Linked DNA regions of Homo sapiens: regions 1 and 2 are each linked to region 3. A link is a loop called in an ENCODE intact Hi-C map of the cell type or tissue named here. Cell type or tissue: PC-3. All regions are shown on one strand.

Region 1 (8,000 bases), 79 kb after region 3:
TCCCAAGACATGAAGTTTCCAGCTAGAGTTGTCTAGTCCATCACACTGCTTCAAAGAGCACAGAAGCTCAATATCTAATTGGGAATGGAGGAGGATGAACAGCAATGTGTTTGGCTAGATGCCACATCAGGAAGCTAGTGTAGTTTTGAAGTTACCTATATCCTTCAAACAACATTCACTAAATAGTAACTGAGCATCTACTATATCCCAAAGACTGAAATAAGCTGAAACTAAATATATATATGGGGAATGTAAATTTTCAGTTAGTTGGGACTGGCTCTGTCACTTACAATCCTAGTGGCCTCAGATAATTTAGCTTCTTGGGGACCTGATTTGCACTTCATAAACACTGTTAATAATACCTACTAAGGAGTGTTGTTGTAAGGGTGAAATTATTGATATAAGTATTATCAAAACAAACCCTCAAAAATGGTTTCATCTATTTAAAAACTGTGCTTGACCATGAGCCCAACAAGAATCAGACTCAGCATTACATTTGAGTGCCCCCGTGATTTCTCCAGAACAACACACTGAGTAAGACCCACACTAAAATTGTTTTCAGAATCGGAGATGAGAAAGTGACCACATCAAAATGGAGAGAAAAGTAAAAGGTGAGTGAGAGAGAGAAAGGCCAGACATTTTCTTGTGTTCTATCCTGTGCCATTTCAGAGCAGAATACTATGCCTCTAACTGTAGATTATTCTCATCTGTAAAATCTGGAAGGAGAAATGGCAGCCACCTTTCAAAGTCTATTCACATGCTGTGGTAAAATATATGTATCTCTGTGGGACTGACTGCAGCCTTTATTAATGTGCTCAGATTTCTCCTCGGAGTAAATGTTTATTAATACATAAAAACCTGTTGAAAGCTCGTAATTATCCACATATATTGCTCACACTTTGTAGACCATTCACAGAATATTCAGGCTGGATTTGCTCCAGCAACTTACCACATATATGGCTAACCAACAACTGGTGTGTTCTCAAGATGCCCAGATTTCAACATCAGCATAAGGCAAAACAAGCTAAAATGAGTTTTACAAAATCAAAGAAAAATTATTTGAGAATTATCCATTGATTGTATTTATCTATGCCGGTAAACTCTTCCCTTATTTGGACAATTAAGAGTTGTCATTGTTTTGCTTTGTTTTTTCTCTCTAATGTCGAATGCAGATAACAAAACTTACTTCAAAAACTGAAATTTAGAGATGGCCTATTTGGTTTTCTGATACCCTAATAGAGTTCTTTTCCCTTTTGGACCTCTTCAGATTGTATGTAAATATGTGTGTGCAAATGCCTGTCGGTAGGTGAGCCTATATAACATTTCAAAAGCTTTTCTTAGTCTCTAAGTTCATTAGTTTAAAAATAATTAAAAACTACTACTTATTATTTATCCCAAGGTTTTAGTGCCTTCTTTTTTGGTACTTGATTTCCAGGATGAATGTAATGAAGTTTTTCATTTTGTTTTACTAGTTGTCCTCTAAGCCTATTGTATTTTCAAAACTTAATTTTAGAGAATATACAACAACAAAAATATCACTTAAATCAGACTCTTGCAGAAAGGATTTCCTGGCTACAGAAGAAATAAATGTAAATTTTGCTGTAAAACCTTGCTATCCTTGAGAAATCACTCGAGTTTGAAGCATGCAAATTCATGCATCTAGTTCATAGAACCAGTGGCCCTCAAACTTTTGTTTAAGGAGCGAAAGTTTACTATCTGAATAGCACAAATTTGCAATAACTACAGAGCATTCAGAGAAGTTGGTACCATTTCTAACCAAATATAATTAGAGGACACACCTGAAGTGATGGTGAAAATATCTTCACTTTTCTTTGAGTAAATTTTAGAGCTGGAAGGCTAGAAAGTACATAAATTAGACATTGCAATGTTCACATTTAGTGAAAACTGAGGCCTCTAAAAGTTAAATGAATTTTCCCAAAGTTGCATTGTTTGTTAGTGTCAAAAATCGAACTATAACCCAATTTTCTTCCTTCTAGCCCAGTACTTATAATTTAAAATATTGGAATAAAATATAGTGAAAGATAATGTGAGCCATTATTAATGACAAAGATTAGTAATTGTTAAATTTACTTCTAATCAAGTTTTCCAAAATCTGTTTCTTGAAATTAAACTTGTAAGTACATATTCTTCTCCAAACCACCCAACTTCTTAGAAAATGTAATATCTGAACACCCATCTTAACTTTTTCTAAACCAAGAAACTTAAGCCTACTAGCTACTGCTTCTATTCTTGTGACCTACTCCATAGATTTTCTTTGGCAGCCCAGTAAAAACCTCACATGTTGAAATAATTTATTTCTGAACCTAATATCCCTCTGCAAATTCTTCCACTTGATTAACTTTTTTCTCTTTATCATTATCTCATAGATATTCTAACAGAATAGGAAAATTGCTGATTTCTCCAATTATGAAAATAAATTAAATGAATGAATTTGAGAGAGAAATGGAGAATTAACTTCTATAAATTTCTTGGATATTATACAAGTTTTAACTAATTTAAAGACAGCTTCTTGGGGTTTTTACTTGTAATCTAGTTACAATCTGTTTAAGAATAGGTGAGGTTCAAAATAGTTGTTTCTCAGCCATTTGGTTAAACTTTTAAAATAAACATCTATAAGCAGTCCCTAAAGCCCTTGGGCGGTGGGTGCTGGCAGAGTTGAGCCTTTGTGGTGTGCTGTAGGTATTTTTTATACCTGAAAAGTTTTCAGGTTAAACATTTGTAAAGGAAACTTTTTTCTGAGTGCAAACAAGGGACAGGGTACAAGGCTGATCTGGTGGTAATTAAGGGAAATTAACCAGGAACACATGTAGTCATCAGTTCTCCCCCTTGTCCCTGACTTTCAGAAGCACTTTTCACCAAGACACTAGTGGGCAGTGCCTTGCACAGAAGTTGCTTGTTTATCTTATCTTCATTGTAGCCACTCTGGAACAAGAACAGAAAGGAAATCCCCTGCAAGCTCTGTCTCCCAATTCTCTGGCTCTCAACATCACTGGTAGGAATGGAATACTAAGAGAGGCATTATTGAAACCAAACTCAGTCATTCTTGGCCCCTGGAGCACCATGGCAAGAATTGGGTACTTAGCACCAAATGACTTAGTTCTGAACAGAATGAATTGGCAGTACTGAAAAGGGAGATGGTTGTTTATAAATATTTCATGGAGTTAATGGAAAAAGTACTAAAGAGAAGCAAACAGTGTCACACAATGCACCTGGTAGACATGATGCACCACCTGAGGCATTTTCCAGTTAGCTTTGCCTTTTTGTACGTTGGGTTCTAGGAATCAAGTAAGTTCTTTTCTTTTCTGATTACTCTCGGTAGATTTGTTTCACTATTTACATTCCTATTACCAAACATGTTTGGCGGTACCTTTTTGTGAGAAACCAAGACCACGCATTTTCTGGATCTGCTAAAAACCTCTCTGACCCAGGGTACATCTGTAGAGATTTTGAAATCTGTATTTACACATAAAGGTACGTACACTGTGTAGAGCAGTAACTAAGCAACTATCATGTAATCTGATCCTGGAAGAGAACAAACAACGACTGTTTACTCTCTCTCATCCCACTTACATTTTTGAAAGCCCAAATAGAAAGTACTTATAAAAACAGCACTGAAACTGAATAGATAGGCTATTGGTGGTAATGACTTACTCACGTGTTGCTCAAACTTAAGAAGACCTTAGAGTGTTTTAAAATGTTTCCTCTACACAAGTGAACTTTAACCTTGATAAGGCTCACAACAATTATTGTATATAATTCAACTGTCCAAATATATGCTTAACTAGTATGTGGATGTGGAGTTTAGTATGAGTGACAAATCTAAAAACGCAGCATGCTATTTCATAGAGTGCATTCAAAAGTAAAGCCAAGGAGAACATTCTTCATGGGAGGCCTGTTCAGACATCAAAGTTCTGGATAATATTGACAAGGCTCATAAATTTGGAGGGGAAACCCAGTGTATTGCCCAAAAACTAAATCAAATATTTGGAAATAATTGAAAATATTTGTACAACTATGATCGAATATCAAAAATTAATCAACAAAAGAAATAAGAAATTTAGCCAGAGTAAGCAAACTAACATGATTTGAAATTCAGACAATCCCATTTGACAAGGAAAATATAGAAAACAGATTTTAATTCAGGTCCAATCTCTGGGACCAACCTCCACTTTTGATTTATACATGGAAAGCTCTTCAACTGGAAAAGAGTAAGGACGGAGCAAAAGGTGAAATAGCAAGAATACTGAGGGAAGAGTCACTCATGGCTCTTCTATACAGTCATAGATAACTTGGTTCCCAGAGAACCTAAAAATGGACAAGTTGTGACCAAAGCTTAGCCCTGATTCATTTCAGCAACTTGCTGACACTTCTTGAAGAATAATTCCAACTGTGTTGCATAGGGTTTGCCAGATGAAAAATGTAAAATGTCTTCCACATTAAGATCACGTGTGCTGTAAAGAAGTCGTTGACTTTACTGAAGCTTTTATTAAGCATATCTGATAGCCCAGAAATAATTTTCAGTTACCAGTCTCTTAAGGACTGTGCTTTTTTCTAAGCTATGATAACTGAAAATGTCCAAGGACATTTGGACTTCTCTGGGAAAAGTTCTAAAGGGGAGAAATACAGGTAATTCAGTGCATTGTTGATGTTCCAGCTACAAGAGTTTCCAGATGAGAATGAAGGTATCTACATAAAAAACACTGGTAATTCTAATTCTAGTGTTCAATTTGAGTGATTTTCCAGGCTCAGTGTCTCATCCCTATAATCCCAGCACTTTGGGAGGCAAAGGATGGCAGATTACTTGAGGTCAGGAGTTCGAGACCTGCCTAGCCAATATGGCAAAATCTCCTCTCTACTAAAAACAACAAAATTAGCCAGGCATGGTGGAACACACCTGTAGTCCCAGCTACTTGGGAGGCTGAGGCAGGAGAATCGCTTGAACCCAGGAGACAGAGGTTTCAGTGAGCCAAGATGGTGCCACTGCACTCCAGCCTGGACAACAGAGTGAGACTCCATCTCAAAAAGAAAAAACAAAACAAGTTTGAGTGATTTCAGAGCAAACAATTAATTACTGAAAAAAATAAAAATGTAATTATCTTCTTTTGTCGTGAAGAGATACTGAAGCCATGAACACATGGGAAAATATCTTTTTCCTGAGGATACGGCCAGCCATGCTCCTTACGTGGGGGCATATTGGAACAATTGTCCCGCAAAAGCCCGTGCTCTGGTTTCCAGAATGTCAGAAGCCATTCTGTGGTAGCTTCAAAAAGAAGCTTTTTGCTTGGAGAAAAGCCTCATGTGCCAGTGAACAGTTTTTAAAGAGATTTCTTCACCTTTCAGTTTTGATGAAAAAATTCATAGTGTTAGAGCTGTGACACCAAGAATTTTCAAACATGCCAACATCCACTATTAGAAAAGCTATCATATCTGCTGCTCCTGCTCCATATCACTCTTCGGCCTCTTTTCTGCTTTACATTTGTATGGCACATTTTTAAATCACTTAACATACTACGTACTTTTTACATATGTTTATCATCACAGCAAAGACTTTGTTTTATTCATGTTGAATAAAACATCTCTAGTGCTTAGATTGTGGAAGAAACATAATTACTCGATATGCTGTGCATATCAAATTCATATTCTCATTCCTATTTTATAAGAAAAAAAAAACCTGAGGCTCAAAGAGATTAAGTAATCTACCCAAGGACATATAGATGTAGATAATGATGTGGCAGATTCACTTGCTTTTTCCAAAGTGTTGACAAATTTAGCTACTTGGAGAAAAAAGCTTTCAGCAAATTAATGCTGTATTTGGAAGAACACATAGTTTAGATATCTCATATTCACTGCATGTATTATATTTGCTGAGCATTTTGTAGCCCATATATATATCTATCTATATATACTATGCTTTTATATATATATTCTATGCATATATATATATTCTACGCATATATATACATATATATATTCTATGTTTTAAAAGAGAGATGCCTCAAAAGGGAAGATTTGCAGGAAAACTCTACAATGATTTTTAGACCTTCATTTTGTGTACACATCATTTTGTGTGCACATATTCTCATTTATATTTTATACAGAAAAAAAACCCTGAGGATCAGAGAGATTAGGTAATCTACCCAAGGACATATAGATGTAGAATAGTAATCACTGGGTGTAAACATAGGTTAAATACCAACAGACTATGATGTGATCACTGTTTGGGGAGGATCACTCGATGATGATTATGACAATGACAATAAGAACAAACACTTGGGCAGTACTGACTATGGACTCCATGCTTTCTAAGCATATACAGTTGTCACTAACTCATCTCATCCGCACAGAAACCCTCGAAGTGTAAACTATTATTATCCCCACTTTACTGATAAGAAAACTAAGGCACAGAAAAGTAACTTGCTCAAAGACATACAGTAACTGTACATAGTTAAGCCAAGATTAAAACTGAGGCAGGCTAGCTTGAAAGTCTGTGCTTTAGCTCTCTACTCTCTTGACTTGAAAATGGCAAAGTGTGTCTTTATTCAGCAAGCCACTTGGCAAGTCTTGATCTTGAAGACAACAGAAGATGTGTGGATTGAATTGAAGCAAATTAGCAGGGTTTATATTTTATTAAACAAATTATGTTAAGCAATACTGATTAATTAAACAGTGTTACCTTAGAGGAAGGTTCCTAGACACATACCACAAGGTCCATTCTGTTCAGTATTTACATCACTTGAATGGATACACAGAAGACAAGCTCACCCAGTTAGCTGATGACAGCAACCTGCAAGGTTCTGCAAAGGTGTAGAATGGCATAGCTTTAAAATAACTGTGTAGCACCCTCACTGGAAGGAGAGTGACAGAGTGTTCAGAGAAGGGCAGCAAGGCTTCTCTTGAATCCTCCACCAGTGTTAATGCTCTTCTTTTCCTCTCTCCTCCTTCAGCCCCACTTCCTTTTCCTGTTTTAAGCTACAGCCTGTATCATGGTCTGTTGCCACTTGCAATGGGTTTGCTGTAATTTAGAATCACTGATGATGGTAACCTTTCTGTTACCCTGCTCCCTACCAAATACTGAATAGTCCTCCTATACCCAGGTGGATAAAAATAAAAACAGCTAAGGCAAAGTATCTTTCTAATTCCCCACCTTCTCATAATACCTTTAAAATCATTCTATCGTAGTTACTTGGTAAACGGCATTCTGCTCCCACGTCATTCACATTAATATTTAATGTTTGATCAATTTAAATGCATAGAGTTGCAAAGTGCACTCACAAATTCTTGGTAGTTTCCATTTGAAAATAGAAGGATGACTCACCAGGCTCTCCTTTTCCTGTAAACAAGCTTAGTGCAAAACACTTGAACCCTGTGTGTTTTTAATGTCCCTAACTTCTGAATGTTCCTGTGTGATAGGGGCGGATTAACGGCTCAAGCCATATAACAGTAGGTTGAGAACAAGCCTTCCAACTGCAAGCGGTGTTGTGTTTCCTGTAGACAGGTGGAAGCCGCCTCGGCTTCGGGCTCAGGGATGCGCCCTCTCCTGGCTCTGGGCCTTCTGCGCCTTTGTTCAAGGGCTTCGGCATCCACAGCTGGAGAGAAAGTGGCAAATACTAAGAGGAAGTAGCTAAAGAATTCCGGAAATTCTGCCATTTCCTTAACAGAGGTCCGCATAAATAGTAGAGCTCCTGCACCCCACCACATCTGCCCTGTCCACCTGACCCTCCTGCGCCATAAAAGAAAACACACCGAAGACCCAATGTGGACCACAGAGAAATTTGTTAGAGCTGTTGTTTCACTGGGTTTGACATTGACTTGAGGGAGCGGGACATCTAAGCTACTTTTAACAAATAACATCATTTATTAATGCCTCTCTGTGCCTGAAGCAACTCATTTGTTATAGTGCCTGGGAACACGGCCGTTGAGCTCATTTTCAAAGAAAAAGGAAGGAGGACACTGGAAAATGTTTCCTCTCAGGCAGACAT
Region 2 (8,000 bases), 270 kb after region 3:
CTAACTCCTCAAGAATGCAAGCATCACTCTTTCCAGGAATACATCTATATGTCTGCACGAGCATAGAAAAACATCTGCTGTGAAGACACACTTGAACTGTAAACAGTGGTTACCCTTTGAGGCTGGGAATGACAAGGAGGTGAGAGAAGACTCCACGTTGTGCTTTATAATATATTGTTTTGGTTTTTCGAAAACAGTATTAATTTTGTAATAAATGATGCTGAAATAAAGGAAAACAGTAAAGTGAATAATGATTTTCTTATATGAATAAAAGTTCCTGTGTTATGTTACATAAATTTGTGATTTTACACATAGGGCTTCCTTAATTTGGAAACGATTACTGTAAATTATGTAGCATTAAGTTGTTATAATACGCTATTATAAGTATATAAAATATAAAAATCATGGAAGATAATTCAAGGATATATAAGAGAAGACTACGAATAGGATATCAGTCTTTTTAAGAATATATGCTAACTGACTGAAACAGCTTGAAATTCTCTTCACCAACAAAAGTATATTAAAGAGCCTTAAGTTATTTCTTCCATGAACTTCACTTTACACTTATTTTTAAGCAGTTGGAAATAAGACCCTTAGGTCAATTAAGCAGCTGTACTTACTTCTCACTGAATTGGTTCACATATAAATAATTTATGTGTGAGTATGTTTCTCTGCACTACCACCAAAACAGAACACCTTGTTCAGCCTCAGTGTTTTCATGCAGAAGCTGTATACATGTACGTACGTACGTATGTACACACACACACAAACACACACACACACACAGAAAAAAAATACCGAATCCCACTGGCAAGTTTGTAGATTAATGAAGACAAAGTATCTCTCCATTATAAATACATGACGCCATAACCATAGCAACCATGTGCCCTGAATTTTCATGACAATTCAGATTAATCATATTCTTCTGTTCCATAACTTAAAAACCATATTTGATGACTTTTCATTCAGAAAAAGTAAGCCACATAAATTGGGAATTAAGTAATGGCATAGCCTACAGGGCTGTTGAGAGACTTACATGTATTATGCAGAATATGGGCTAGAAACGGGGAGTGTTCGTTTATGGTCTTTCTCCCCACAGAGCTGTGTATGTAAGCTGGCTCAGTTCACGTGGAACAATAACATATGTGGCTGTGAGGCTCCAAAGCAGATTATAGTGTAACATGTAACCAGAGACGACAGGCACCTAGAGAAACTTTTCTCTAGCTACTTGGGGTCTAAAGTTGCACCCAGGATCCAGTAAGAAGGACTGAAAATGAACCCCAAAACAACAATTTAGTACCGCCTACATATATTCTGTTGGCAATGTGAAAGCACATATGACAGGTGCTTAAAGAAAAGTAGCTATTTCTTCCAAAAGACGCTGTGAAATTTTAGAATATAGTATTTGAATTTACTTCTGAATATGCCTTTTTGCAACAGGAGAATTTTCATTCTAAATTATGTTAATAATAAACCAGGCATGGGCTAAATGAGTTATATTTTATCTAATTTAACCATCTTAACAAATCCATGAAGTCAGTATTATACTCCATTTCACAGGTGAGGAAACCAAGATAAAGGAGGTTGCCCAAGATCAAATCGCTACATACACAGCCAAGTAAGATTCGAACCTGACTACAAAGCCCATTTTCTTAGTCACTCTTCTGCAAATTTTAAGACCCTACTATTGAGAATAGCAATGATAAGGGAAAAAATTGAATTAGGAATAAAGAAGAATGGTAATGTGGAAGGCAGGCTTGGATTATCAAGGTTTGACAATATAGCCTTGAGGGCCATATGAGTTAAGTTCAGTCTTAGAAGCCTCTTTCACATATAAAGAAAGGTGTAGGCTAAGATATGTGAAGGAGCTGAAAACACAAACTTGATCATGAAGGTAATACACAGAGCAATGAACAGATGGTCCTGGGTAGTGGGAACCTCCTAAGCCACACTAAATGATTCCAATAAGCATAACTCCAATTGTTTATATATTAGCCATCTGGATTGCTATGCACATTATAGCCAGAAAAGAAAGCAAACAATGTGAAATAACAATTCCAAATCATTAAAGTCACAGACACAGGCAAAATATCTTCATTTGACTATTTTCTGTAACAAAACAAAACAAATTTACCTTTTTGTCTTGTTTCATTTTTGGAAAATGAAGTATCTTGTTAAAATTAGGAAGGACAGACAACCTTTAAATTTTCTAGCAGGTAAGAGAGGACAAGCACAAATTAAAAGAATAAGATCCATTACGGTTTTAAGTAAAATATATTTATGGGGCTTTTAAAAATTAAGAGTACGTCAATTTATTCCCATGTTTTGATGAATGTAATATGTTACATATTATGTGTCCATAAAAACACATATATTAAGGTTTTCACAGGTTTCCTTGGGATCTCTCAATATCTAACCCTATTTCTCCATTCAAGTTTTAAGTATGTCAATCCCTAATTCTCCTTGTCACAGTGTCACTGGAGTTACATCACTGAAACCTCTGTCTCAGGCATTACACATCGTGGCTTCGCTCATCCTCAACAATTTTTTTTTTTATGGCAAGGTTTCATAATATAATTGATACAGCACGGAATTTGGAATTCTATCTGAAGGGATCTTTGTTCCATTGTGACTTAACCTCCCCGAGGTTTATACTGTTTATTCAACATCAAAATAGAAGTATTACAATTCCCCATTATTGCAGTTTCATATTGTTTTATGACTCTATTGTTATCTTGCCTCTATGTCTACTTAGATTCTGCAGTAGCATATAAAAAGTACCTGGTTTCATGCCTGACATGTCATAGTGCTCAATAATTGCTAGATTTTACAAGTTAAAGGAATCCCATATTTATAATAAGCACAAGGTATTTTAAATAATAGAACAAATTATCATTAAAGACAAAATTCAGGTACACAGAACGGTCAAACCTGAAAAGTAGCATCCGTATAGCACAATGCCTAAACAGCTAACATTTATTAAACACTTACTAAGCCTAAAATGTGTAAGAAAATACCAAAAATACGTAAGGCCTGTATGAGGAAGAGGGGTGGAGAGCACTGCCAGAAAGCCTTAAATGCACTCAGGCCTCTAGGAAAGGCAGTGTCCGGTGCTGCCCCCTGGTGGGGTGCAGGACGCCTAAACGCTAATTGCTGGTTCCGGGGTCGGGGGCTGGAAATCCCTCCGCGCACACAAGGTGCCTATTTCCCACTATAGAAAAGTGGCCTGTCAGTCAACTTCCGAAAAGTTAGAGTAAAAAAGCCCAATAGACAACTGGATGTAATGAACGTATACACACTTTAAAAAACAGAGTCAAGAATAAAGACCATCCAATATCATTTGGTGTGCTTTTAAAGCAATCATTTGCTTTTTGTTTTTTAATGCAAGACAATTCCAGGCTCAGATTTATTTCTAAGAACAATTTTGGAATAATTTTTACTCAGTTCTTCTGACGGAAAGTTGGCTACAGCCCATTGTGCAAGACTATATACCATCTTGAGTTGGAAAACTGTGAAGAAAAGTTCAAAGTGAGATCGGAAAATTATAGGTCTTTTATATATGTTCCTACTTCTTATATAGCTGGTATAGACTGATAAATTTCCTTTCTTTTCCTGCAAAACTATTAACTAATTTTTCTAAACATTTAATGGAAAGCCAGAAAAGCAGGACATTGTACTAAGAAACATATCATAAGTCAAAACAGGCATACGTTTCCTGTAGGATTATCTGATAAATCAGGATTTTATGTTGCTCCTTGGACCAATGAGAAACATCACTCCACAACTTAATTTCCAAGTAGCAACTCAGAAAATAAACATTTAAATTACTTTGCAAACAGCAAGGTCCAGGTTATTTCATGTAATCATTATACTACCACAACACACTTAACTATGAGAATATATTTTATTTGGACAGGACTAAATTATAAATATAATGGATAAATATATATGTAATATAAATTATAAATATAATGAGTATTGAACAGAACATATAGCGATCATGGAGCTATCATTTCTTCTCTAGGAAAAAAACATTAAGAAATAGTTTTAAATGCTGTGTGAATGTGCTTACTTTTAAACCTAAATTGGAACACCATTTAGTCCTTAATTATTAAATTAATAAAACAGCAGATATTCTGCTTCTAAATGCAATTACCTTCTAGAGGTCATAATTAGTAGTATAAGAGTTAAACTCTAAGAATATGAGAAAAACAAAACCAGTATTCTAAAATGATGTATAGTTGATACTTTTGAAGTCCGTGAACTCACAGATTTATATTTGTCCTAGTTATGTAAGGCTAGACATCACTCAGCTTCCAAATATTATCACAGAATATTTACTTTAAATTTGTTTTAAATCTGCCATGAACATTTGCCCATAGTCAAAACATGAGTTTTAGCAAATGAGAAAAAAATGATTCTGGTCTCTTGAATCACACTTTCTCAGCAAATGAGTCACAGAAACCTGTGAAGGCAGTATGCCAACAACTCCAAATTAATTTCATTACTGAATTAAATAAACAGAACTTTACGAATGTAAAATATTATTTTTCATTTAAGCTAATGCTTTAAACAATACATATCATGTTTGAAAAATAAAGTTTAAAAATAGTATGTACCCAATTTTTCAAGAGCATGGATCTATCAAATTAATTATTTGGAAAGCAGAGTCCCTAACCTACCCCCAAACTAATAGGATGCTCCCCCAAATGTTAGAAGTATGCTTATTTTATTTTGTTAACACCATGCACATGAGATGCACAGAACAAACACTCATTGATATAAGGTCTCTCACTTTTAAAACACAGTTGAACCAATGAGTAAGACAGTAAATAATATAATTTCATCCAGATTTGTATAACACTTAAAATATTATTATCAAGCCTATTTCAACAGTGCTTCTATGTAAAATCATAATCTTGACTAAATTAAAATCTGAGATCTCTATTACTTAACTTCACTGAACTATCTTCAATGCCTGCTGACTTAAAAAAAAATCCATCTCTTCCTCCTTAATGCAAATTACTGGCAATCTGGTAAATTTGGTTTTTTTTTGTTTTTTTGGTTTTTTTTGCTAAGATTTCTTTCCGCTAGTTAAAGAATGGAACTGAATCCTAAATTAGGATTTTTATTTAAATTCAGATTCCATTTTTAAAGTGGATGCTTATTTTTTGAAGTTAGAACGAAATGTTATTTCTGATCTAAATGGGTTTCCCTGGATACAATCTAGCTGCCTAAAACAAAGTTGGAGAATGGTATTAACAAATTCTTAGAAATAATTAGTAGTTCAAATTCAACAGCTGTGTCAGAATAAAATCATACATTAATATAAAATTGTCAGAACCTCAATATATTACCTATAGAAACTGAAATAAATTTTAAAATCAAAATTTAACATTAAATCAATAATTTATGTATTAATTTAGAGATTATAACAATTTTAAGAATATGAATTACTATTTTCTCAAAACTATAGCTTTATAAATTTTGCTATTTTAAAATCAGAAATAAGTAACAACAGGGAAGTGACAACTCATTTCTGTAATTTATAATCTTACATAAAGTCACTTTTTAAAAAAGTACACTGTGCTTATTGTTGTCCAGAGACCATACTTAAATATTTTAAAATATTAACTCATTTCAATTTTTATAAAATCTAAATTAGCAATCATAAAGGTAAGAACTAGCACCTCATATAAACCACTTTGTTTTTCCAGGTAAAATCTGTAAAAGCTTGTTTCTGCTTTCAAATTCTCCCCTGCATAGTCTTGAACTATCAAAGTTTCCTCACCATTTTCACCTGCAGAGCACTGTGAGAAACAACGGCAAAAAAAAATTTTCTTCACTAAATCTCTCTGCAAAACATTCTGTTTATTTGCTGTAGTCAGCCTCTAAAGATGTTTGAGGCTTTAAAAGTTCAAAGTCTAAAATTTAAATTCTTTATGAGATACACTATGTGCAAGTTTTGACATTTAAAATGTACTGGGCTACCATGCTTTTGTTAAAACACTTTACATTCAATAAAGAGGAAAAAAGGCAATGCTCTCAAATTTCCACAGACGCTGAAGCTTCTCAAATTTTATAGTTCAAATTCTTCCTATAGAAGAAAGCACTGACGGCAACGTTTGAAAGTGGAATTTCCTTAGAATGTGGAAGCATAATGATAAACATAAGCGACTTGCAGCACTGGGTCATCTCATGAACAAATCGCTCTCTGTAAGGTAGGATTTCTGATTTGCTTGGCACCAAGAAATGTAAAATACTCCTGAAAAGTGGCTTTTGATGATCATACAAAGCATTCAATTTTTCTTCTTTTTTTTTTTTTTTTCCCACAAAATTCTTCATCTAGCAGTCTTAACACCACCAAATGGTGTTCTGAAGACAGAAATCAATCCTGGCTAAAGCAACCAGACAATTCTTTTGTCTCACGAAACAGAAAACATATTCTTTTAGAATTTGAAAGATTAGAGCTACATTAAGATTTCTCCTAAAACTTGTTACTGTCCCAATTTTGCAACCTGTTTTTAAGTTTGAAGACTAATTACAAAACGAAACTACCAGAATAGAGTGATTTCTCCCTCTCTGGCACCATCTTTCTAAAAAGTATGAGAAGCCAGACAGTTTTTGAAAGGATTAAATTAGACAAAATAAAAAGTATATATATATACATATAAAAAATGATGACTGAAATATTTGCTATTTTACAAATTGTAATCTTTTGATAAAACAGTTTTATTTTACTGCTTTTTCCCTTCTCTTTAAATATGCTAAATTTCTTTTAGTGTATGTTTAAAAGAATGCAAAGGACTTGCTAAACATAAAAAAGACAAGAAAAGGGGGAGGGGGGAATCTATTTTTATCTACACAATGCCAAAAGAGATGTACCAATGTTTTTACTAAAATTAAACTTTTTTTTTTTTTTAACAGTTAATCTTGGGTGCCATAGCAACACAGCCTTTAAAGCTTGGTTTTGCTCAGTGAATAAATCAGACCAAGTCATTTTTCAGCAGTTTAATTCCAGTCACCAGATCACTGCAATTTTACTAATAAAGCACAGCAGAAATAAATGTTCTATACTATCATCATTAGGGAAATGTAATCAGAAATTTGTTAATTGAACCCCATTAGTAAATTTATCTTTGTACTCTCAAAGTTTAATAATTGAACAAATTAACAAAGCAAACAAGTTTCTGGCAGGAATATCTGACCTAAGTAAGAAAAAATTGCTTGAAATTGCCCTATTATTTATATGCAGATGATTTTTGCTAGCATGATGAGTTCAAACTATTCATTAAAACACATCTAGCAATTGTAATTATTGTTTGTATCCAATGGAAATAAAATTCAGAATTCAAAATATACTTTTCTACTATATTTACCCTATGGTTCAACTTTAAATTTGGTTAGTATTTTATACAAAGAAGTCTTTCAGATTGAATGTCTTAATTTGCATGCACACATTTTCACATTCAAATTTCAAGAACTGGGAGACATTTCAGAATTAGGGGAAAAATACACATGCCTCCTTTTTTACTCCCATAATTGGGTAAATGGTATGCTGATAAGATGAGCCCAGTTTTATACCTATTTTCACAAAGTACATATTACATGCTCAGTATAGACAAATTTCTAATAAATCTGATAAAACCATTGATCCATTAATGAAGAGGTAGTTAGTGACTGGAATCTGGTTCTGGATACTTTCATAGTTAAGTATAAAATATAAAATTAAAAATGCCCAGAGATACTATTTATTAATAAACTTAGGTAAACTAAATGTATATAGTTCATATAAAAAGCTATTAGTCACATATTTTGTTTAGATGAACCAGGGCATTTACTTAATAATTTTTATCTACTTACTTGGGGCTAAACTACATAAATTCAATCATGTCCCTCAATTAGGAATTACAGGCTACTAGAGATACAGGAGTTTGTGTATTTGTCATACACCAAAGATAATGACTTATATAAGCACCCATGGACACGCAAACAATTCC
Region 3 (8,000 bases):
ATAGCTGTGCTTTTCAAAACCAAGGTCAATGTTTTCAATGCTGTGGCTTTGTGATCTTGGTGAAAATAGTAGAAATGAAGTTGAGGCAAGGTCTGACTATTCCACCAGAGTCATAAGAAATAGCAGAAGCCCTAAGTATAGCAGAAATCTTAGAGGACTAAGAGTTATAAGGCCAGGTTTAAATGCAACTATACCACAACTGCTGCCTAATCTGAGGCCAGTCATATTGGTAATCTGGGCCTCTGATTACTAACACAAAATGAAAGGCTAACACTACATGATATCTATGGTCTCTTGCAGCTATTGAATTGATTGCATTTCTGAGCTGTCTGCCCATTCACTGAATGTCCTGCACCTTTGGTATTTTCCCAAACAGGAGACAGCTAGGCTCAGCACCATCCTGGTCCTAAGAAACTGCCTAGACCTTACTTTAAAAATACATGCTTAGGGTGGCCTCCAGGCAAAAGATAAAAATTTAAAAATAAAAAATGAAATAAAATAAAAATACATGTTTAGATCCTCTTGCATTTGCCTTACCATATGATGAGAACCTAATGCAAACAATTATTTTGGCAAACAAGTATGTTCAAAAAATGCATATAAAATTGTGAGTAGAATAAAGCTATATATGTATGCCATATCAAAAACCCTGGTTGACTCAACAAAACTAGCGCAATACCTGAAATATTTATTGAGAGGAAAATTGAAATAAATTACTCATTAAGTCAAAAGTACTAGAGAGTTTAAACCAGGGCAGTTACCAAAGTGTGTTCCACAAGAGTTAAATGTGTTCCTGTGTCCCTGTTTGAAACAAAAGGGAAAGGGTAGTTATTGTGGTCAAGTTAGTTTGGAAATGGGTCAGTTAAATAAGTTAAGCAAAAATTTTTTGCTGCAGGGCCTCTGAAAACAAGGTATAAAGCCAAACTCACTCACCATGGAAACTTTCTTTCCCAGAATACTTTATGGGGATCAGTGTTAAAAAACAAACAAACAAAAAAAAGACAAAACAAAAAAACCCTATACTGTTTACTGCCTGAGATAAATTAGAGAAATGAATATATTGAAAAAACATGTCAACTTGCTCTTTGATATGCACTAATAAATTGACATATATCTTTAATAGATACAATCAAATGTGACATCTGCTTTAGATTTTATTCAGCCAATAATGAAATTTTTTTCAAAATGACATTTGTCAAATGTCTAAATGGCTCTCAAAATCCCTCCAATTATATTCCAACACAAATAGGTTATGTGTACCTTTTGAAAGTGGGCTTTAGTATTTATGAACTGACGAGGGGAATAAAAATGGAAGAAAATGATTTTTTAAAAGTGATCTATGTTTGTCTTCCATGGAACCTTTTTCCATCTTTTCAAAAAGAATTCCCTTGGCCAATTCTGGCATCTCTCAGGAAACTACAAGCCAGGGTAAAGCAGGAGCCTGCTGTAACACTTCATTCTTATGTGTCATTTAAAAGGCATGCACTCTTTGTGTGATTCCAATAACACTGGACATACTGAGAATGGGGGTTATGTTAGGACCCCATAAATGATGCTTCATCTCATCATTTAGGCTTGATAAACAAAGGAATGCTGTGAAAGAGAGGAGTTATATTTTAGAATGAGGTATCCCAGTTTTTCAATAAGTTGAAGAAAACTTCAAGCCTACAATCAAAAAGACAAGAAATAGTCTATAAAATAACACCCTTACTTTAAAAAAATTGAGGTTCTTTTTGCAGAAGTGATATTTGGGAAGGCTGTCTATGATCTGTTAGTATATGAAGTACTTCTATAAAAATGAGAGAGGCCTCTAAGACCCCAACTAAAGGAAACGCCTCGAAGTTATCATGATATAGATTTTATTAGGGAATATTTTGGGGTATAGTATATCAGTTTAAGCCTAAAGAACTACCTGTGATTGGTAGGGCTATAAGGTGTGCCTGCTAGGGAGTATTAGAGAAGAGACTGAAACTCCTCCTGGGTAAAACTACAGCAAAATTGAATTGAGACACACAGGTTTGGTTCAAGGACTACAAAATAAAAGGCAAGACAAAATTATTGGGCAGTACAATGTCAGTCACTCATATTCCCCTTACTTCAGAGCTTGCAGATTCATGACCAAATACCAGAATGGTATTGACCAAATACCAGAATAGCATTGACTGAAGAACAAGTAAAACCAAGGGCGACCAGCACAGATATACAGAACACAAGACAACTACAGCGCTGGGGTTAATCTCATCCCCCACAGCAGGAGATACTGGTGACTAATGCTAAGACTTCGTTGACACATTTGGCAGTCAGCACTAGCAGCCTGGGAACAGACACTGTTCCTTCTAGAATCATCTCCATAGGGTGGCATTGGCAGCAAAGCTGCTGTTTTTTATACCAGAAGGCAGGAGACATATTACACTGGCATATGATAAAAGATAGAGAAAATCGAGCATAGGATGCCACTGGGTAGTTAAAAGGCTAAATTTTCTGATTGTAGATGACATACATCTTAAGAATGCTATAATTATTTAATAAAAATGTAAGGGTAATCCAGAGTTCTCACATGGTGAATAGGAGCATGGCCAGAGAAATACCAGTTTGCAGCAATCATAATGTTCTATTTTTATCCCCATGCTGGTGTGGCCTGAGAATCAAGAATTACATAAGAAAGGATTGCATAATATTTAAACTGCTTGTATTGGAATGAAGTGCTGGCTGGCCATGGTAGTCTTTATAAACAATGGAAAATCTCTTTTAATCAAATTGGCTTAGGTTTGGTCCATTGTAAGAGGTTGTGAATTTGATAACCGGTCAAGGTCATCTCCCTAATCACCATGAATGTCCTCAAGAATACTGCATTATTTTCATCTGATTTCCAAAGATCAGGGCACTTTGGCTTATTCTTAGTTAAGATTTATTATTTCCAAGCTGTGTATTCTAGAGTATAATTTTAAAAATCATTCAAAACTACCATAATGATCATCTACTTGAGTATTTTTAATACCAACAAATAATTTTCATAAAGATAGTCCACATTTTTATAACATGCCAGGCTTTTTCAGTTTCTCCATTTGATTATTGGACCCTATAAGAAGAGCAGATGAGAAAAAATTTGCTGAACTGGCCAAGGATAAGCAATTACTGAATGATAAAGTTGGGTCTATACAACTGACATGTCTGGGCTGCTAATTCAAGCCAGCTCACTGAACCACACCACTCCACCTTCTCTTCAGCACTTTCTCCCAATCCGTGAATCACTTCAACAAACTCAAACATTACCCATATTCACACAACCAAAAATCTAAAACAATGGACTTCTTTAAACTGCTATTACCAAGAAGCATGAGACAGTTAAATCTTCCTAAAGGTTTAATTCTTTTAAAATACAAGGTGCTTTTAGACTTTGAGTTTTCAAACTTTACTTTTTTAGTGTCTTTCATGAAATGAATGCCAACATTGGTTTATTTGTTTCTCTTCTGGATGTTCTTACAAAACACTTGGTGGAGCGTTTTCTTCTCCAAGCTGTAATGCTGTTCTTTCCACAGCATAATCCAACCACCCAGCCAGAGGACAGAAAAGGTGTCCCACACAGAGTTCCAGTTACTCTGTGAATTTATGCCTTTGGCACAAGGAATAACCACATTATGTTAAAAATTTTCTACAGAGTAGAAATAGATAATAGAAGAAACGATTTTTATGACAGATAGATTGTTTCTTCCTAGGGAAGGCAAATATTATATTGTTGATCAGTCATACAGACACACACAATGTGTCCAATCTACTTCCTCATAAAATAATTTTAATAGTCTCAATCAAAGGACTCTTCATATGACATGTTTTTAATGATCAATTGAAACAACTAAATCTAATATAATTCTACCTAATATTAGAAATTACAAGTGATGAGAATGCCCGCCGTGCTATGATATCTGGAAATTCCCAGAGTTTGTGTTATATTTCATTAGTGTAACAATTTATACAAGCCCAACACAAAAGAAACAAAATTGTCTTCTCTTTAAAAATGAAATATGCTATAAATCCTTCTTTTTCTTGATATCCTTTAGCAGAGGAATAAAATGATTCATATTAAACTCATATTAGCTTTGCATCATCACATATTTTTATTATTTTTTGCTTCTTTACTTCCCTTGTGGCAATACTTTAATATAACTTTATTGAATTTAGGGGACACTTTTGGAAACAAGATATGATACATCCAAGAAAACTTTATACTGAATTCATCTGAAGAATGCAAGAAATGACATTCTTAAAGCTTTGCAAAGGGTGCCGTAAATCATACATGAGTCTTTGGCAATCATCATGATTATATTTGACAAAATTGTCTAAGCCCAAATATCCAGGATAATGAGAAGCTCCTTTGACCTATAATCTTTAAAAGACATTTCATATGAAAATATGAACACATATTATGTATAGTATATGTGTTAAATGTGTACACATAGATACTTGCATGTATATATATTTTAAAACATTATTTTCCGAGTGACCATCTCTGTGATATTCCTGATTGTATAGAAAATATACATTGATTCTGAATGTAGTAAAAACTCCATTATAGTGTGAAAAAATCTCTTGAAAGATTTCAGATAACACCAAACATAGCAGAAATTTATTAATATCATTTACCTAAGCAACAGTTAGAAAGCTAAATTTTTTATTCATTCAAAATCTCTTTGCCTTACTTCCTAAGCCACCTAGAAGCCTAGAATTTTAGTCCTAGATTTTGAACAGCAGATTTTAAGGTTTCCACTCAAAATTGGGGAAAGAAATCCTTCACGTAGAATCTTTTAGAACTGGTTTTACAGACACATGGTAATTATATGGCAGAATTTCTACCTTGGGATTAAAGGAATATATTTTTAAAGTATAGCCTAGCTTTAGACAGCAACCATCAAGGAAGGTCCGCAAGCAGAAACAGAAAAACTTTAATATCTCTTTTGCTCCCTCTGCTGGTTGGTTTCATAGAATGAAGAGTGGGTGCTTTGAACTCTCCTTTTTGCCAGCCCCATTATCAGCCTCAAAAATGCTAATATATTTTAATTTTTCCCAGACTTTAAGGATTTGGGTATCAGGACTTCTCTAGTTGATTAATGCTGTAATTGAGTTGTTGGATCTCTACTTGTTTGAAGTATAAATGACTAGATAGGAGAACATGAATATGGAAGTTCCATTAGATTAACAGTCCAACAGTTATTGAGCATGACTCAGAAGGGAACATATGACATCCTCGTCTTAAAGTAATATGATCTCAAGGAAGAAAAAGACACACGTATATAATATTACCCAACAAAGAGGCAGTATATAATTCAGGACTAAATTGTATGGTATCAACTGCATGTTCAAAGATTTGAAAAAATTCATAAACAAGAGGCAGGAGTTGGGCTGAAACTCAAAAATGACTGTTATAGAACACAAACTCAAAAGCAATAGGAGTAGTTGTTGAAGGAGCAAGATACAGTGTGATCAATAATATGCTGATTTAAAATACAGAATATTGTGTTTTAAAAAACACTGTAATTAAACAAAAAAAATAAAAAAAACACTGTAACTGTGGAGTGTAAATGACTTGTATCTTAAACAGAAAGACTAAAAGATGAGTCAATCAAAAATAATAACTACAAGAGCTTTTCAAGACCAGGGACAGCACAATCAGATATAAATAGAAAGATCAAAAAGTTAAAAGGCAGAGGGACAAAATTAAAGTGTGGCATTGTTATTAGTTCTCTCTTTGCTTTTTGTTAGTATGCTTGTTTCTTTATGCCATCAGTGTTAAGTTGTCATCAGTTTAAAATAATGGGTTATAAGATATTATTTTCAAGCCTCAGGATAATCTCAAATAAAAAACATACAACAGATACACACACACAAAAAGCAAGAAATTAAAACATAACACCAGAGAAAACCACCTTCACTAAAAGGAAGACAGGAAGGAAAGAAAGAAGAAAGAGAAAGTCCACAAAACAACCAGGAAACTACAAATAACAGAAGTCCTGACTTACCGATAATAACATTGAACGTAAATCGACTAAATTATCCAGTAAAGAGATCAAGTGGCTAAATTGATTTTTTAACAAAGACTTAGTGATCTGTTGATTGCGAGAAACACGCTTCACCTACAAATACAAACAGACTGAAAATAAATGGATAGAAAAAGAGATTCCACTCCAATGGAAAGCAAAAAAGCACAGGAGTAGATATGCTTATATCAGACAAAATTGATTTTAAGGCCAAAACTCCAAAAAAAGAAAACAAAGGTCATTATATAATGATAAAGTGATCAATTCAGCAAGAGGATATAACAATTTTAAGTATTTATTCACCCAACATTGGAGCAGCCAGATATATAAAGCAAATGTTATTAAAGATAAAGTAAGAGATAGACCTAAATACAGTAATAGCTAGAGACTTCAACAGTCCTCTTTCAGCATTGGACAGACCTCCCAGACAGAAAATCACAAAGAAACGTGGGACTTAATCTGCACCTAGACCAAATGAACCTAATAGATATTTACAGAACATTTCATCCAACAGCTGCAGAATACATATTCATCTCCTCAGCACATGGGTCATTCTCAAGGATAGACCATATGTTAGGTCACAAAATAAGTCTTAAATCATTCCAAAAAATTGAAATTACATCAAGTATCTTCTCTTTCCACAATGGAATAAAACTAGAAATGAACAACAAGAGGAATTTTGGAAACTATACAAACACATGGAAATTAAAAAACATGCTCCTGAATAACCAGTGGGTCAATGAAGAAATTCAGAAGAAAGTTGAAAAATGTCTTGGAACAAATGAAAATAGGAACACAACATATTGAAACCTGTGGGATACAGCAGAGGGAGTACTAAGGGGGAGTTTATAGCTATAAGCACCTTCATCAAAAAAGTAGAAAAATATCAAATAACCTAATGATTCATGTTAACCAGAAAAGCAAGAACAAACTGAAGCCAAAATTAGTAAAAGAAAAGAAATAATAAATATCACAGAATAAATAAATGATACTGAAATGAAGAAAACAATACAAACATAAAAGAAACAAAAAAAATGTTTTTTGCAAAATTAAAGTCAACAAAACTTTGGTTAGACCAATGAAGAAAAAAGGGAGAATATCTAAATAAAATCAGAGATGAATAAGGAGACATTACAAATGACACCACAGAAATTCAAAGGATCGTTAGTGGCAATTATGAACAACTATATCCCAATGAACTGGAAAGCTTAGCAGAAATAGACAAATTCCTAGACACATACAACCTGCCAAGACTGAACCATGAAGAAATCCCAAACCTGAAGAGATCAATAACAACTAATGAGATTGAAGTCATAGTAAGAAGTATCCCAGCAGAGAAAAGCCCGGGACCCAAGGGTTTCACTGCTGAATTTTACCGAACATTTAAAAAAGAATTAATACCAGTACTACTCAAATTATTTCAAAAAATAGAAGAGGAGGGAATATTTTCAAACTCATTCTATGAGGCCAGTATTACCCTGATAGCAAAACCGACAAAGACAAATTTTAAAAAGACAACTACAGGCAAGCATTCTTGATAAACATTGATGAAAAAATCCTCAACAAAATACTAGCAAACCTAATTTAACAACACATTTATAAGATGATTCATTGTGATCAAGTAGGATTTATCTCAGGGATGCAAGGATGGTACACCATATGCAAGTCAATCAATGTGATACATTGTATCAACAGAATGAAGGACAAAACCCATATGATCATTTCAATTAATGCTGAAAAAGAATTTGATAAAGTTCAACATGCCTTCGTGATCAAAACCGTCAAAAAAGTGGGTATAAAAAAAACATGCCTCAACACAATAGAAGCCATATTTAACAGGCCCAGTATCATACTGAATGGAAAAAAAAAAACTGAAAGCCTTTCCTCTAATATCTGGAAGATGAAAAGAATGCCCATTTTCACCACTGTTATTCGACATAGTACTGGAAGCCCTAGCTTGAGCAATTA

What was found. Hi-C counts contacts between places; a loop is a spot of excess contacts. Peaks named below come from ENCODE experiments on the same cell type or tissue, not always from the same donor. Only the 100,000 strongest peaks of a DNase experiment are listed, where the experiment ranks them.
Region 1: a loop joins it to region 3, with 2.9 times the contacts of the local background. A loop is called at or near these places in 2 of 110 quality-filtered maps.
Region 2: a loop joins it to region 3, with 11 times the contacts of the local background. A loop is called at or near these places in 12 of 110 quality-filtered maps.

Annotation. Positions count from the first base shown.
Region 1 is chr6:80,523,243-80,531,242 of GRCh38, reverse strand. The region is part of intron 1 of LOC112267962 (a long non-coding RNA gene); the gene reads right to left. LOC105377869 (a long non-coding RNA gene) reads left to right here. Exons shown (of 3, transcript XR_942720.3): 3 at 563-1,403. Among named protein-coding and RNA genes, the nearest start is that of BCKDHB, 420 kb to the right of the region's middle. RefSeq lists a silencer at 7,337-7,631. In PC-3, no CTCF peak of the experiment used is centred here; a DNase peak (open chromatin) is centred at 3,562; H3K4me3 peaks cover 332 bases; H3K27ac peaks cover 1,407 bases.
Region 2 is chr6:80,333,560-80,341,559 of GRCh38, reverse strand. The region is part of intron 9 of BCKDHB (branched chain keto acid dehydrogenase E1 subunit beta); the gene reads right to left. Among named protein-coding and RNA genes, the nearest start is that of BCKDHB, 230 kb to the right of the region's middle. In PC-3, CTCF peaks have their summits at 2,937 and 3,137 (motif pointing left); no DNase peak of the experiment used is centred here.
Region 3 is chr6:80,602,566-80,610,565 of GRCh38, reverse strand. All of the region lies in intron 2 of LOC112267962 (a long non-coding RNA gene), which reads right to left. Among named protein-coding and RNA genes, the nearest start is that of BCKDHB, 500 kb to the right of the region's middle. In PC-3, a CTCF peak has its summit at 4,993 (motif pointing left); a DNase peak (open chromatin) is centred at 2,285; H3K27ac peaks cover 1,979 bases.